2 separate regions of the Homo sapiens genome follow, and region 1 is linked to region 2. Evidence: chromatin loops called from intact Hi-C (ENCODE). Cell type or tissue: Calu3. All regions are shown on one strand. Each heading gives the region's core, and the rest is flanking DNA. Links, peaks and the distances in the headings are about the cores only.

What was found. Hi-C counts contacts between places; a loop is a spot of excess contacts. Peaks named below come from ENCODE experiments on the same cell type or tissue, not always from the same donor. Only the 100,000 strongest peaks of a DNase experiment are listed, where the experiment ranks them.
Region 1: it touches region 2 in a loop (2.4-fold over the local background); 3 of 110 quality-filtered maps call a loop at or near these places.

Annotation. Positions count from the first base shown.
Region 1 is chr7:18,037,920-18,043,307 of GRCh38, forward strand. No RefSeq gene overlaps it. Among named protein-coding and RNA genes, the nearest start is that of PRPS1L1, 13 kb to the left of the region's middle. In Calu3, for the core only: no CTCF peak of the experiment used is centred there; a DNase peak (open chromatin) is centred at 2,532.
Region 2 is chr7:17,982,074-17,987,461 of GRCh38, forward strand. No RefSeq gene overlaps it. Among named protein-coding and RNA genes, the nearest start is that of PRPS1L1, 43 kb to the right of the region's middle. In Calu3, for the core only: no CTCF peak of the experiment used is centred there; a DNase peak (open chromatin) is centred at 2,430.

The DNA.
Region 1 (5,388 bases), core at 142-5,141, 56 kb after region 2:
TGTAACCAAGGCTTTTGAGACACTTGCTCGAGCTCGCTCTTACACTGTGGAGTGTACTTTTGTTTAAAATAAATCTCTGCTTTTGCTGCCTTGCTTTGTTTGTGTGTTTTGTCCAATTCTTTGTTCAAAACATCAAGAACCTGGAAAACTACCCTTAACTGGTAACACTAACAGACACTAAATATGTATAATAAATATATATTCTACATACTACCTTCTAGTAATTCATCTTTAAAATGTTACTTGTAATTGTTGTTGACTTTAGCAGTTTACTTCACCAACAGTCAATTTTTGTATAAATACATTCTGCTTCATATCCTTATATGTTAATTTACTTCTTATCAATTCAATTCATGAGCTCTCATTTCAAACAAACTACAATGAAACATAAGAAACAGCTTATTAGTGTCAATCTGTTTTATTCCTTTTGTAGACATAGGAAAAGGAGGTTTTGCCAGTGGTTAAGCTAATACTTTATTTCTTAAAAATTTTCTTATTTTTAAAGCAATATTTTATTGTCACTAGTTCTTTTATCTGTTTGGAGTACAGAAAAATGGTGATTAATGATCTAAGTACTAGTAGAGCAAAATAGTTGATTTCTTATGTCCTTTAAGTTTTATCTAATTGCAGAGGGGCAGTTTGGTGTTGTGGATATGCACACAGACTCTGGTGCCAGACTGCCTGGGTTTGAATCCTGGCTCATTAACCTAAGATCTGGGTGACTTGGGGCAAATTACTTAACACATTTTTGCCAAATTTTACATCTGCAAAATGAATACAATAAGAGTCCTAACCTGTTAGGGTTGTTAGGATGAAATAAATAAATCAAATGTAAAGGATTAGGAACTTTATACATTATATATGTACCAGATACACTTTGCACATATAAGCTAATTTGTATACAGGATATAGATAGGTGTTGAAATTTTTTGAAAACTGATAATGGAGTCCTGGTCTACATGGGCACCCACTCCAAGTTCTTTTTTACTTGTCATTTATCTTCCTCCTAAAGGGGCAAGAACAGTGAGGTAGAACAGGTAAATTATCACTGTGTCCATTTCTCTCCAGGGAGTGAGAGTGAGCTGTGATGAGAGGGGAACACGCTGAAGGTAGCTCTTTTCTAAAGAGTTCATGGTTCCGTCGGTTTCCTCAAAGCAGGTGAGTCTTCACCCAAAAACTCTCCAGTCAGCTGAGAGTTGGGAAGGCACTGCTCAATCTGAAGTACAAAGTGAGGATAGAACATTCAGACTAATCAATAGGGTAGGGATCTGCAAAATCGAAAGCAGGACGGTGTGGCCTAAAGAATGTCAACAAAATGACCATGAGTGATGTGGTGTGAGACCGAAAGGAGCCTTTTTATGTTGTGCCTGGGAGGGTTTTCAGGTGAGAGTGAAGCCTGGGTCTATAGGTGGAGCAGGTTTTTATTTCCTTTCTCCATGGATTGAGGTGTGTTTACATTGACATCTTAATGGATCCTTGTAATAACAGGCTCTCTCCTCATGCAAGGATAGAGTGAGTTCCCTTTTAAAAAAGTTTGGTCATAAGGCCATGTGAAAAATTTCTGGTTAACCAAAAGAGGACAGTTTATTGCTTTCCTCAGTTTATCCTACAGGAATTAAGCATATTTTAAACTATAGATTAAAAAATCTTTTTAGTGTTTTAATGCTTACTTTTTTTTTTTTTTTTTTTTTTTTTTTTTTTTTGAGACGGAGTCTCGCTCTGTCGCCCAGGCTGGAGTGCAGTGGCATGATCTCGGCTCACTGCAAGCTCCGCTTCCTGGGTTCACACCATTCTCCTGCCTCAGCCTCCCGAGTAGCTGGGACTACAGGCACCCACCACCACACCCGGCTAATTTTTTTGTATTTTTAGTAGAGACCAGGTTTCACTGTAGCCAGGATGTTTTCCATCTCCTGACGTCATGATCAGACCGCCTCGGCCTCCCAAAGTGCTGGGATTGCAGGCCTGAGCCACACTGTGTCTGGCCAATGCTTACTTCTTATAACTCTATTTTAAGTCTCCATTTTTAGTATATTTTATAGCAATAAATGGTGACTGGGAAACATACTCTTCCTCTGCTGAGATTCTATGATAGCAGACTATTCCTCACAGCAAGACATCGCTGGAACATTCTGAATAAGAAAATATATGCCTTATTTATACATATCTCTGGGGAAGGAAATTCCATAGACCCTTTTGATGATTTTCTATTTTTAAAAATATAACTCATTTGGGAAATTCTCTTATATCTTGCTTAAGTCTCTCTGCTGAAGTTTAATCTCATTCCTGCTCATTCATTCCGCGGTAAAGATGGAGAGTAGCTGATATCATCCTCTTTATATACTTGAGAACCCTCATTTAAAAACCCCTTTGCTGAATAATCTCGTTTTGTCAAGGCCTTCATTATTGGTCACATTTTTAAATTCTTTGATCATTTTTACTGGCCTCCACATCTCTCTTAAATATCTGAATCTAAACAATTGAGCTCTTGTGGGTCTGACCAGTGTAGTATTACACTGGATGTGTCACTCCACATTCCTAATGCTTAACTACTATTTATACATTCCAGTATCATACATGCTTTTTTAAGAACAGTAAAAGCATTTCAATGGAGGCGATACATTATCTCCCAGCATTTATTTGTGTCGCAGGTAAACTAAGGCCATTTGAAAACACTCTTCCTTACACACACATACACACACACGCAGTGTATCTTTATGGTAAATTTTTTCTAATTAAACAAGTTCTTAACAGTTGTTAAAAAACAGTATTATGTTCCAGAGTGATTTGGGGTTAATTACGACTTATTACACGTTGAAGGAGAAAAAACACAAGTTGCAAAAAGGATGAAAATGATGGATTTTTAGTAATTCGTTGAATAATACTTATTTTAAAAAGCCAATGTGTCTGAAATAAATAAATGGCTCTTGAGTTGAATTGTTAGATTTCATCAGTGAGCTTCTTTTCATCTTTTCACTTGAAATGTGGCTTGTGTGCACAGTGTTTGTGTTTGAAGTCTGCATCTGTCATTAGTATAGTTAAATAAAATTGGGATAATTATGGTATGAAACTGAGACCAAAATTGACAAAGTAACTCAATGAAATCTAAGATTCCCTTGATTATTGTATTAGCCTTTCAGATAATTTCTTGAATTTATGATTCACTCTAAAGTGTACATGGCACAGATTTTCTTATTTTAATGGAATGTTTTCATGATAGGTTTGTGATGTTGCTTCATTGAATGATAGAATTTTACTTGCTTCTTTCACTTGTGGCTTTGTGTCTTTAAGGAGCTTCTTCTACCACTTTTAAAAAAACCTTGCAATCAGAGAAGATTGATATTAAATCCTTCTTTCCATCTTTACTCCTTTTTTTGCTGATGAAATCTTTGTTTACTTTTCATTGGGAGGTTTAGATTGTGGCCAACCACTTATAGCATACTTATGGTTTATTTATGATTCAAAACAAAATAAGACCAGAAATTAGTGAAACCTAACACTTGAGAAGTTTCATATGTTTGGATGTGCTCAGCTTATTATTTTTTCCTATAACTAAGTTACAAATCCCTGAGATGTAACTTATGTGCAAGCACTGTATGGGATTTCATGAATATTTAGTGTTTTGTTTCTATTTCTAAGTCTGTGAAGTTTCATAAATCAGCACTGTTTTTGCTTGGTTCCTACATAGCTGTGATTTTCATGCTGTCTCTTCTGTACTATAAAGGCTGAGTTTCACCCAATTTTCATACAAAATTAATTCCTAGTAGGTAAAAGATAAACTATGTTGGTCCAGTGTTAAGGGTTATGATTTAAGTAAAACAGAAGGGAAACTACAAATCTAAAGTTCTCCTTTAGGCCAGGCATGGTGGCTCCTGCCTATAATCTCAGTACTTTGGGAGATCCAGATGGGAGAATCGCTTGAGCCCAGGAATTTGAGACCAGCCTGGGCAACATAGTGAGACCTTGTCTCAAAAAATTTAAAATAAAATGAAGTTCTCTTTTAACTTCAAATCCTCTATGTTGTTTATAGGCTAGTAAATAGTGAGATATTATGAAGCGATTTCAAATTTCATGATCTGTAATACAAAATATTGGCTGGGCACAGTGGCTCACACTTGTAATCCCAATACTTTGGGAGACTGAGGCGGGCAGATCTCTTGAGCCCAGGAGTTCAAGACCAGCCTGGGCAACATGGTGAAACTCCATCTCTACTAAAAATACAAAAATTAGCTGGGTGTGGTGGCCTGTACCTGTAGTCCCAACTACTTCGGAGACTGAGGTGGAAGGATTGTTTGAGCCCACGAGGTCAAGGCTGCAATGAACTATGATCACATCACTGCACTCCAGCCTAGGTGGCAGAACAAGACCTTGTCTCAAAAAGAAAAAATAAATAAATAAATAAATAAAACCAAAATCTTACTACATATTTCCTGTCTGAAAACTCCACTGGCAATGTGTCCTCAGATTTCATAACTGAAAACATAGGCCCTCAGCCATTTTATTGGGGTGATATCTTTTCTAAACCAGTGACTGCCAGTGTGGCCAATCATCAATGTTTTGAAAATATTTATTTCCATTCCCAACCCCGGGAATTTTTTTTACTCAGTAGCACTAGACCAGTGATTCTCAAACTTGGCTGTGTGTTAAAATCACCTGAGGAGCTTAAAAAAACCCTGATGCCTCAGCCCTGACCCCAGAGATTCTGAGGTATGTGGTTCTGGGTCACCCTAACCCTAAGAGCTTTTCAGGTTAATGTCCAGCCATGTTTGAGAACTATTACTGATGTAGTTTGGCTCCATTTCCCCACTAAAACCTCACTCGAATTGTAATTCCCATGCATCGAGGAAGGGAAGTGATTGGATTATGGGGATGGTTTCCCCCATGCTATTCTCATGATAGTGAGTGAATTCTCATGAGATCTCACGGTTTTATAAGTGGTAGTTTATCCTGCATGCTCACACACACACACACTCTCTCTCTCTGTCTCTCGTTTGCCACCATGTAAGATGTGCCTGTTTCCCCTTCTGCCATGATTATAAGTTTCCTGAGGCCTCCTCAGCCATGCAGAACTGTGAGTTAATTAAACCTCTTTTCTTTACAAATTAACCAGTCTCAAGCAGTTCTTTATAGCTTCATGAATACAGTCTACTACAAATACTCTAAACTATACAATATTCAGAGTTTCCTGTAGTGAATATTGATTTGGTTTACAATTTGACAATTTCATTACCATCTTCAAATATTTCTCTTTTTTTTTAACTTATAAAATGACACTGATGAACCCTGGGAGAAGCAGAGGCTGACACCTCCAAGCAAGTTCTGGCATAAGGAAATGTCTGAGCCTGTTTACCTTAGCAGGATAAATACATGACTTCTTTAAGAAGTATTACA
Region 2 (5,388 bases), core at 123-5,122:
CCCAAAGTGCTGGGATTACAGACGTGAGCCACCATGCCTGGCTTATCTTGCACTTTTATGTTCTGGAGATAGCTTCTCTCTTTCAGCCTCTTAAACCAACCTCTTTTGTTCTGCAGTTTCTTCCCCTCTCTCAGACTTCATAGCATTGAAGAGTTAGGACCTTGCTCTGGATTAGGCTTTGGTTTAAGGGAATGTTGTGTCTGGTTTGGTCTTATATCCAGACCACTCAAACTTTCTCCTTATCAGCCAAAGGCTGTTTTGCTCTCTTATGGTTTCATGTGTTCACTGAGGTAGCACTTCTAATTTTCTTCTAGAACTTTTCCTTTGCATTCATAATTTTGCTAGCTATTTGGTGCAAGAAGACTAGCTTTTGGCCTATCTCAGTTTTCAATATGTTCTCCTTACTAAATTTAATCATTTCTAGTTTTTGATTGAAAAGTGAGAGATGTGTGACTCTTCCTTTCACTTGGCCTAATTTAAATGGTGTTGTGTCTCAGGGAATAGGAAGATACAAGGAGAGATAAAGAGCTGGAGGAAAGACCAATCAGTGGAGCAGTCAGTATACATACAAATTATTGATTAAATTGGCTGTTATATAGGCACAGTATACGTTGCCCCAAAATAATTACAATAACATGAATGATCACTGATGACAGACCACCATAATAGATATAATAGTAATGAATGTGTTGAAATATTGCAAGAATTACCAAAATGTGACATAGACATGAAATGAGTACATGCTTTTGGAAAAATGGCACCAATAATCTTGTTCAACTTGGGGTTGATACAGCCTTCAATTTGCAAAAAATGCAGCATCTGCAAAGAGCAATAAAGTGTAACACAATAAAATGGCGTATGTTTGTGTCAACGAAGATCTAAGCTTTTACAAGAAACTATCCTAAACCTATTAACTAAACACATTACCCTCGTAATCTTAGGAATTTCTGTATGTCAAATTTTCAGACAAATTTGAGTCTTCTCACAAAGTTTATTTAGGGGTTTTGTTTTGCTCTGTGAGCCGATAATACATTTAAGACAGGATATCAATTCAAAATTGTTTTGCTAATCTAACATTTTTCTCCACATAGCCCTCTTTGCTTGTCTAGGGTTTCTTTTTATCAGTTTCCTGAGCTGCTTCTTTTCTTCCTCTTCCTCTTCCTCTTCCTCTTCCTCTTCCTCCTCCTCCTCCTCCTCCTCCTCTTCCTCTTCCTCTTCCTCTTCCTCTTCTTCTTCTTCTTCTTCTTCTTCTTCTTTTCTTCTTCTTCTTCTTTTTGGTATCCAAAAGCAGAATGATGACTCACCTTAAAGAAGAATTTTTTCATTTGCTACATATTACTCAGAATAAAACTAACTCTCATATGAGGAAGTGACAGGAGAAATAGAAATCTCTTTCTCAAGGTAAACAAAACAAAATTTTAAAAAAGAAATCCTTGGTTGTCAAAGTTGCCAATCAAGTTTAGATTTCTACACCCATTTTACTATTCTTGACTTTAAACTGCCCATCAGAACAGACTCTGAGATATGAAGGGATACTTAATGCTCTCCTTCTTGTCCAAAGGATCCAATCAAGTCTGTTAGCAGTCAAAGAGACAGTAACTCCAAGCTATAAAACTCTAACCCACTGAGTATATTATGTGCTTAGTTTTGTCCAGATTTATTACCGTTTAGCAAATCCAGGTGCAGTTTATAAGCGAAGCTTTGTAAGGAATTTTCCATTGAGCAGTCAGTGTTGCATACAAGCAATTCCTGATTTTTAAAAGCCCATTTAACTTTCAGTATTACTAAACTTTAATACTGCAATATTAGTCAGGCTTATGAGAGCTAAAAAAAAGGAAGTCTAGTTTTCTCTTGTTTCCTTGGAAACAGGCAAAATTTTGAAATAAAAAAAAATTCTGAATGCCCTTTTAGTAGTATCCCATTTTGTTTTTTCACGGTCACTTCCAAGACCACCCAGATAAACAGCTTCAGTATCTTCTTCCTGCCCTAAGTGCCCTTTGTAGGACTCTTTCGGGGCCAATCCTGCTCTTCAAGGTATTCTCTGTTCCCAATAGTCCTATCACTCCTTCCTGAGTCTAACTGGATTTTCAGCCCCACAGCCTTCCTTTGGGTATTATGAGGAGTGCAATCTGATTGAATTAGTTTGAATTCTGTAATTCAAACTAGTGTGTAATAGTTTCTTCAGTTTCAAGTTGTTTACATTATTAAAGGAGAATGCTTCTTACTTAATCAGGATGGCCAACTGCAAGAATTTCATTCAGGACAACAAAATGAAATGAAATAAATAGTTTCTACTATAACATGAAGGAGTTAAACTGGATGACTTTTCATATTCCCTTTACCCCTGATGTTCTTTAACTTTATAACATAATAAGGGTTGTAAAAGGGAAGGATATTTCTGGCCACAGGGTGTCAGTTTCTGCAGCCTTTTTCCTCCCACACCTGGACTACCCAGACTCAGCTCAACTGTTGTCCTTAGGACCAATCTGGACTTTAGGCTGGAATCATGAAAGAAGCTCCAAAACAACACAAATATAATGCGAGTCACATATGTAATTTTAAGTTTTCTAGTAGCCACATTTTAAATAGTAAAAAGAAATAGGTGCTGGGTACAGTGGCTCACACCTGTAATCCCAGCACTTTGGGAGGCCAAGGTGACCTCTCTCTCTCCAACACCCCTTATAAAAAGAAAAAAGGAAATTTTATTTTATTTTATTTTATTTTGAGACAAGATCTCACTCTGTCTTCCAGGCTGGAGTGCAGTGACACAATCTTGGTCACTGCCTCCGGCTCTCGGGCCCAAGCGATCCTCCACCTCAGCCTCCTGAGTAGCTGGGACTACAGACACCACCACCACACCCAGCTAATTTTTGTATTTTTTGTAGAGGTGGGGCCTTGCTATGTTGCCCAGGCTGGTCTCAAACTCCTGGACCCAAGCAATCACCCACCTTGAAATCCCAAAGTGCTGGACGGGCTTGAGCCACTGCGCCTGGTCTAAATTTTTTTTTCATAGTTTATTTTATTTAACCCAATATATTCGAAATGTTCAACATGTAATCAATATAAAAATTATTAATGACTATTTTACATTACTATTTTCATAGTCTTTAAAACCCAGTGTGTTTTTTAGGCTTACAGCACATCTCAGTTCAGACTAGCAACATTTCACGTACTTAATAGCCACATGTGACTAGTGGCTACCTTAGTCACCAGGACAGCGTAGTTCTAGACCATGACTTTTGACCTCGGCTGCATATTAAAATCATTTGGGGACCTTTGAAAAGTGCTTACATTTAAGCTGAACCCCAGACTTTAACTTAGAATCTATTGGAGTAGAACCTGACCTCAGGGATTTTTTTTAAAAGCTATCCAGGTAATTACGATGGTTGAGTACATTCTAGATGAGTGTTTTTCAACTTTTGCTTACAACACTTGGATAGTTTTTGTTTTAAAGAGCAACATCTAGGCTCCACCAACGGAAAACCCAATTTTAATTAGTTTAGAATGGGTACTAGGCAAAAATATTTGTTTAAATTTCTCCAAGTGGTTACAACATACTAGCTGGGTAAAGAAGCATTGGCTGACACTTTTGAACTTAGTACTCTGTTAGCTCCTTTCTCCACAGTCTTCCTGATCAGCTGGTAACAGGCTTCTACCTTGTTTCCAAGACCCACTTCACAAACTATACCCTCAGCCTTTTACCTGGTTGCTTGTTTTTGTTCCTCTGCTTGACCCTACTTCATGTCTAGCTAGTATTCCATGTCCATAGGTCTGCAGTCCTTTGCCTTGCTGGGTTTTCTCTCGGGCACTAGAATTCTCCCTCGAGTACCCACCAGTGAATAGGTCACCTTCTGACACTTCCTTGTTAGTAGTTGTTGGCCTGTGGGGATTCCCAGGTATTACCCTTCCCTGGATTCTATATCTTTATGCTTGATTGCTCATTGGACACCTTCCTCAGACCACAATAGACTTCCCCATGCCCTGGGGTTGCCTCTACTACCACCTACTGCCTGTTTGTATCGACTCCAGGTGCCACAGACTTCCTCAGCCTTCAGCTGGGTTTATCACCGCAGCACGTGCCCCCCAACACAGTATTATATCCAGGTCATATATTCTCCTACTCTGCCCATTCTGATACAGCCAGACAGATTGAATAAAATCCCAGGAGAAGGAATGTCTCTATGATAAGGGCACATTTTATTGTCCCTCCTCCTTCCCTGAAAGCCCCCACTATAGTAAATCTTTTTGTTGTTGTTGTTTGTTTGTTTTTGAGATGGAATCTCTCTCTGTCACCCACCCAGGTTGGAGTGCAGTGGCGCAATGTTGGCTCACTGCAACCTCTGCCTCCCGGTTCAAGTGATTCTCCTGCCTCAGCCTCCTGAGTAGCTGGGACTACAGGTGCCTGCCACCACATTCGGCTAATTTTTGTATTTTTAGTAGAGACGGGGTTTCACCATGGTGGCCAGTCTGGTCTTGAACTCCTGACCTCAAATAATCTGCTAGCCTCGGTCTCTCAAAGTGCTGGGATTACAAGCATGAGCTTTGTAATCCCAGTAGTGGGATTACATTGAAATACCACTGTGCCCAGCCTAGAGTAAATTTTCTTCCACTGTGAATAAACTTTATAAATTTTCCCCTAGTACTGCTTTGTGCAGAAACTGTGTTCTTTCTCTTATGAGCTGCATCTCAGGTACTACTATAACCATCTACACACTAAACCAAGCTAGGAGCCTCGGGGATGCCTTTCACTTCTGTGTTCCCGATCTCCAACTGGTTATCATGTTTTTTAAAAAATTATTATTTTACCAAATTTCTCCATGTTATGACACACCCCTGCACTTATCTCCCTGCACTTAACTTTCCAGAATACATTGAAATAGCACACACTTGCTTACAACTTCTGCTGGTTCCCATTTGCTTACAAACTTAAGTACAAATTCCTAAGCATGACACACGGCAATAAAATTAGCAATGTATAATGCTGCCAGGACTGAGTTAAGAACTCCCATGTTTCAGCCTATCCTCAATCTTTCTTTTCAGCCTCACCTTATTATGTTTGTCTCATGCCTTCTGTCTAATCTTCTTGAACATGCACTGTGCATTCAAGAACTTTTCCCATGTTGCTGTTCCCATGTTTATGTTTAAATGGAGTAGCTATTCTAAAGTTCTGTGACTCTGTGTTTTTCCTCTATGGATCCTTAGGACTTTGTGCTGAATTACATTACTAGCACTTACTGGATGATTAGTTATTTATGTCTGTTTACCCAGTTAGAATGTGAGCAGACATTTCTTCTCCTTTCTGTGTTCTCCTCCCTGGCACATGCTAGGCACTCAATAAATGTTAGATATAGTTATTTTATAAGACGACCATAGCTTAATGTATGTGGA